Regions from separate parts of the Homo sapiens genome. Here region 1 is linked to region 2. A link is a loop called in an ENCODE intact Hi-C map of the cell type or tissue named here. Cell type or tissue: mesothelial cell of epicardium. All regions are shown on one strand. Each heading gives the region's core, and the rest is flanking DNA. Links, peaks and the distances in the headings are about the cores only.

Region 1 (2,908 bases), core at 93-2,592, 51 kb after region 2:
TCAACCAATTACGCCAGCAACTTTCCTAAACCCATGTCACTCTCCTCATCCTTACTCAATGTGTGCATCTTCTCCCTCTTATCAGATGACCTTCCTTTCACTTTCCCAGGAACAGAGGGATCAATGGTGTGACCTCCTGAGCCTCCTCCTCCTCCCCCTTCATTCTTTCCTCTTTCTCTAGGACAAAGGTCCTTGTTTAGTGAGAGGCTCACTGGTGCTTTTTGGTCTCCTTCACGGGATTTCTCTCTTGGCCAAATTAATACACGAGTTATTAAGAGATTATTTTTAGGCAGCTAAAAAGGGTAAAAGTTCTGGGTGGAATTTTCCTTTAATAAAAAGCAGCCCCAAGCCATTTTTTCTCTAACAGAAAGCAGCCTGAAAACTCAGGCATAGATATGCAAACTAGAAGCTTTTATGTAAATGCTGGCAGCTGTTCCTGGAAGTCAGGTAATTCAATATGGCTATTCTCACCCTCTTTCCCTTCTACGTTTACAGGTGTCAAGGCAGCCTCCAGGTTAAAGCACGTGTACAGGTATCATGGCCGCCACCAGGTGGAGGCCGCATTTGTATAATAAAATACTAGGGTGGGAAGGCCAGTCTTTTTGCAGGTTATGTAAATGACACACCTGGTCAAACCAATCCCCTGAGCCCTATGTAAATCAATCACTGCCTCCTCAAGCCTCTGTACAAAACCAATTGCTTTCCACCAGAAACAGGAGACCCTCTCTTGGGTGACCTGCCTTATCAGCATTAGGAAGCTTTTCCTCTCACTCCTCTTTTCTATTAAACTTTCCGCTCCTAAACCCACTCCTTGTGTGTGTCCGTGCTGTGAATTCTTTTCGGCTATGGTAAAGAACCAGGGTATATACCCTAGACAGTGGAGCTGTTTCATTTTGGGAGCTCATCCGGGATCCAAATCAGAATGGAAGATAGAAACATCGGAGTGGTGAGTATAGAGCAAACGTCAAATCTGTTCTTTAATCTCAAGAATCTCTTCATACCAGTTTCCTTTCATGGAGAACTTCACCATCGCATGAGGCTGGGAAAGTCTTGGGGCAACTGAAAATTTCTGGCCAGGGCACACCCTGGTGTTATTCAAAGGCTTCTGGACTGAACGCAGCCTCCGACAGCCTGTCCAGGTGTTGGTAATGGATCTCCAGCTAACCCGTTGCAAAATTTTCCTTTCCTTTGTATCCGTGGTCACTATGTCTCCTGTCCTCTCTCTCTGTGTGTGCAATTTGCGGGAAGTTTTACAGTTCAGGGAAACACTCCTGTTAGGGAAGATCGGCAAATGCCACAGGCAGTAACTGTTACTCTCTATCCTCTCTGGCGAGCACATGGTAGTGCTAAGCCAACAGCACCACCTAGTGGAAATAAAAATCCTCTTCATCAGGCACCTTGTCGGTTTTTTACCGTAACACTGCCGCTTCCAAATTCTTTCGTGCCGCTAGAAAAGCCTCTTCTGTGAACGAGAAAGCACTGTCTTCAACAGTTTGGAGTAAAATGTCCTCTGTAGTGAAATTTTAGTTCTGATACTGTCTCATCAGCAGGAAAAACAGCCATTAGGTTCCTACGTTCATTTCCGTCTCCAATTAGGATAGTACTTAATTAGCAAGGGGATTTTAGGTTCGGAAGTTAACCAGAGCCATTTTGCTAAGGGTAAATGTCTTAGCATGGGCCGTAATGGCAGGCAATCTAGCACACTGCCTCCGTTAAAGGAGCCTACCCAAAGATGACATAGTCTCTCTGGAGATCCATTTTTCTGGGAGCCAGGCAGATCACACAAATTTAGGACGTCAAAGGGGATCACATAAGGTGGATAAGCTAAGGTTGTGTGGGTAAAGTATGGTTAATCCCATCACTTAGTTTATCCAGTTCCACGGCTTGGAGGACCACGCCTACAACCATGGGTGGTACATTTAACACGTTGCCAGGACCCAGGAACCAAGGAGAGAAAACAGTAGGGAGGACACTTCCACTGTCTTCTCCTCCACCCTGGGTCACAATGAAAGAATGGGGACGAAAGGATACTTTTATTCTCACTTCTTTTTCTAGATGGGTGACAGACCAGCTTCAGCTTGCACCCCTCTGGAGTGCACTCTGAAACACTGGAACTCCTTTAACCTCAGGACTTTGAAGAGAAAAGTGACTCATTTTCTTTTGCACAAGGGCATGGCTTTTTTACTAAACCTTTGCAAGCACTGTAAGATCAGCCCAGCTTTTTAAATAGGCATATCAGGTAGGCCTATAGAAAATAATCCCCCAGAATTAGAAAGGCAATTTCCAAGGGAACCATCTGAGAATTCCCCTTATTTAGGGTTGCCAATATGGGGGAAGTAAAGAGAAATCAGACTGTTGCTGTGTCTATGTAGAAAAAGGAAGACATAAGAAACTCCATTTTGATCTGTACTAAGGAAAATTCTTCTGCCTTGACATGCTGTTAATCTGTAACCCTAGCCCCAACCCTGTGCTCGCAGAAAACCTGTGCTGTATTGACTCAAGGTTTAATGGATTTAGGGCTGTGCAGGGTGTGCTTTGTTAAAAATGTGTTTGTAGGCAGTATGCTTGGTGAAAGTCATTGCCATTCTCCAGTCTCGAGTACCCAGGGACACAATGCACTGTGGAAGGCCGCAGGGACCTCTGCCCAAGAAAGCCTGGGTATTGTCCAAGGGTTCCCCCCACTGAGAGAGACAGCCTGAGACATGGCCTTGTGGGAAGGGACCTGACCTGACCGTCCCCAAGGCTGATTCCCATAAAGGGTCTGTGCTGAGGAGGATTAGTGAAAGAGGAAGGCCTCTTTGCAGTTGAGATAAGAGGAAGGCATCTGTCTCCTGCTCATCCCTGGGAATGGAATGTCTCGGTGTAAAACCCGATCATACATTCTATTTACTGAGATAGGAGAAAGCCG
Region 2 (2,855 bases), core at 356-2,855:
CTACCCAGACAGCAATGTTGTTACTTCCATTTCTTCCACCCCTGGAGGCCCCCACAGTGACACTCTGAGGCCCCTTTATAAATGCCTCTCTTTTATCTTCCAGGGTCCCTCTGGACCTCAGGGACCTCTAGGATACCCAGGACCTCGAGGGGTCAAGGTAACTGACCACCAGGCTGGGAGACAAAGGGCTGTGGTCAGGGGAGCTATATGGGGTCTTAGGAGCTTGGTCCTTCCAACCCACCTCCATCCCCTGATCAGTCTACTTCTATCCCCTCTCTAATTCTAGGGTGTGGACGGAATTCGGGGTCTGAAGGGTCATAAGGGTGAGAAGGTGAGCACCATGCCCCCAGCTTCCCAGCACCTCAGTCCTGCCATCTCCTCTCTTCACTGCCTTCCCTCCAGCCTGCCCCGCACTGCCGTCCAGCTCCCGAGCCCCTGCTTCCACCTATGTTCTCAGAATTCCCATTAGAACCCCAGCCCTCTGTCATCTGTGGTGCCCTCTCACCTCTATCTTTCTCAGGGTGAGGATGGCTTTCCTGGGTTCAAAGGTGACATAGGCGTGAAAGGTGACAGGGTGAGTAGAGACCCCACACTGGCCCCAATTCCGTGTTCTACTGAGCCTCCACTCTGGAGACGCCAAGCACCGGTTTATTCTCCTGAGTCTCCAGACTCCACAGTTCCAGTGCTGTGTTCCCTTGGGAGCCTGACCCCTACAGGATGATAGCCCCATGGTCTGTGTCATGCCTGCCCTCCCATCACTACACTATCCCTACCCTGTGGGCTTCCTGTCCTGCAGTGGCTCCTGGGACCCCTCTAGCCCTCCTCAGCCTCACTGTTGCCCATTTCTCCTCTGGGCCCAGAGCCCACCTCCAGTCCCCAGCACTCACCTGTCCTTCCCTCTCACACAGGGCGAAGTTGGAGTCCCTGGTTCCAGGGGAGAGGATGGTCCTGAGGGGCCAAAGGGACGCACTGGACCGACTGGAGACCCTGGGCCCCCAGGGCTCATGGGCGAGAAGGTGATGGGATGAGGGTTCTGTGCCTGGGTCCTCTGGGGGTGTGGGCACTGGGGTCAGGATGGGCATGGGTGCCCGCCGCTGAAGTCAGCCAGTCAGTTGAAGATGGCCATGCATTAGTCATACTTCTGTCTGTGTAAATGGCATCTCTCAGCTGCTGATGGGCAGAGGGGATATATAAGAAGTCAGGGAAAAGTCCCTGACACGAAGAGTTGGACGGAGACGAAGCTTAGAGAGTAGCTGTTGCTTCAAGGCAGAGTGAACATGCGTTCGGACTCCAAGCAGCAGGAGTTCTGAGATGAGAGAGTCTAATAGCAGTGAGGTCTGTGGTCTCCAGAGCTGACTCTCCCCAGCACTTGCCCTGTGCCAGGTGCTGTGCTGATGCGTCCTATCTATCCTATGAGGTAGGCATGTGACGTACTGTTTTGCTGAGGTTTTACAGAGGCACAGGGATGCTTGTTGATTACATGGCCAGTGAAGGGCAGAGCCAGGGGTTATGCCCAGGCAGTCTGGCTTCAGAATCTCTGCTTCTAAGCCCTGCTCTGCAGCTGCCTGGGCAGGATGAGCCCTGGAGCCTCTGGGGAAGGGGGCATGCACGGGAGTCGGGGTGTGGTGGGCAAAGGGCCTGCAGGGGGATTGGTCTTGGTGAAGCAGGAGTGGGTGCTGGGGTAGATCCCACCTCCCTCATGGGGTAGATGGAGCTGAGGTTGACATGTGGGAAGCAGCTAGATCACAGTGACCCTGAAGGACCTGATACCTCTGTAGGCGCAGGGGAGGTGGGATCCCAGCACTAGAATTGGGGAAAATCCACTCACGGGAAGGAGAGACAACAAAAGTCAGGCAGCTGTGGGGCAAGCAATGAGGGGCTAGAGGCTGGGGTGTGTGGGGTGTGTTGCTGGGTGGGGGCTGGCTGTTATATGTGAGGGTTGAGGTCTCCAGGGGTGGAGTGGCATCTGGGCCTCCTCTCACTCCTAACTGCTTCCTGTCCCTCCACAGGGCAAGCTGGGTGTTCCTGGTCTGCCTGGCTATCCTGGACGTCAGGGACCCAAGGTGATGCCATGCCCCATACGTGCCCCTCCTCCTCTTCCCTCCTCCTCTTCGCTTCCCTGATCCCTGATTCCAGAAAGCACAGATGCAGGGCAGTGGGGGACCCCAGAGGGAATTTAGCTGACCCCCATTTTACAGATGACCGAAAGAGGCCCAGAGAGCAGCAGGGGTTTGTCCAAGGCCACTTAGTTCTTGGCAGAGCTCGGGTCTCCCTGGCCACTGCCTTTGTGGCCTCTCCTGACCCCCTTTGCCCCTTCCTGAACCCTACCTTTCATAACTTCTCAATTTCCCCCCTTCTCCGTTCTCACCAGGGGTCCCTAGGATTTCCTGGCTTTCCTGGTGCCAGTGGAGAGAAGGGAGCCCGGGTAAGCTGGGGGGTGGGAGGGCGTGAGAAGGGAAGGGCTGGAGAGGTGTAGAGGGGGTCTGTGGGGAGTCTCACCCTGGGTAATGTTCTCTCTGCTTCATTCCCACCAGGGCCTGTCGGGGAAGTCAGGGCCTCGGGGAGAACGGGGCCCCACGGTGAGTGCAGGGGAGAGAAACAGGTGGCTCAAGGTCCAGAGGGGGGCATTTGGGTTTCTCTGACAACTCCTCTTCCCTCTGTAGGGTCCACGGGGTCAGCGGGGACCCCGAGGTGCCACTGGGAAGTCTGGAGCTAAGGTGAATGGTCTCTACAAGGCTCCAACTGCCCCCTGCCCACTCAGCCCCAGCTCTCCCTCAACATCCTGACCTCGGGGACAGCTGGAAAGCAGCTCTTCCCACTCCTTGACTCTGTTTCCCCCCACAGGGAACATCTGG

The links. A loop is a pair of places that touch in the nucleus more often than their neighbours do. Peaks named below come from ENCODE experiments on the same cell type or tissue, not always from the same donor. Only the 100,000 strongest peaks of a DNase experiment are listed, where the experiment ranks them.
Region 1: a loop joins it to region 2, with 7 times the contacts of the local background. A loop is called at or near these places in 12 of 110 quality-filtered maps.

The regions. Positions count from the first base shown.
Region 1 is chr6:33,122,353-33,125,260 of GRCh38, reverse strand. It overlaps the pseudogene HLA-DPB2. Among named protein-coding and RNA genes, the nearest start is that of HCG24, 20 kb to the left of the region's middle. In mesothelial cell of epicardium, for the core only: a CTCF peak has its summit at 1,366 (motif pointing left); no DNase peak of the experiment used is centred there.
Region 2 is chr6:33,173,735-33,176,589 of GRCh38, reverse strand. COL11A2 (collagen type XI alpha 2 chain) reads left to right here. Exons shown (of 66, transcript NM_080680.3): 27 at 104-157; 28 at 287-331; 29 at 521-574; 30 at 909-1,016; 31 at 2,010-2,063; 32 at 2,372-2,425; 33 at 2,535-2,579; 34 at 2,664-2,717; 35 at 2,845-2,855. Among named protein-coding and RNA genes, the nearest start is that of COL11A2, 17 kb to the left of the region's middle. In mesothelial cell of epicardium, for the core only: no CTCF peak of the experiment used is centred there; DNase peaks (open chromatin) are centred at 1,128 and 1,499.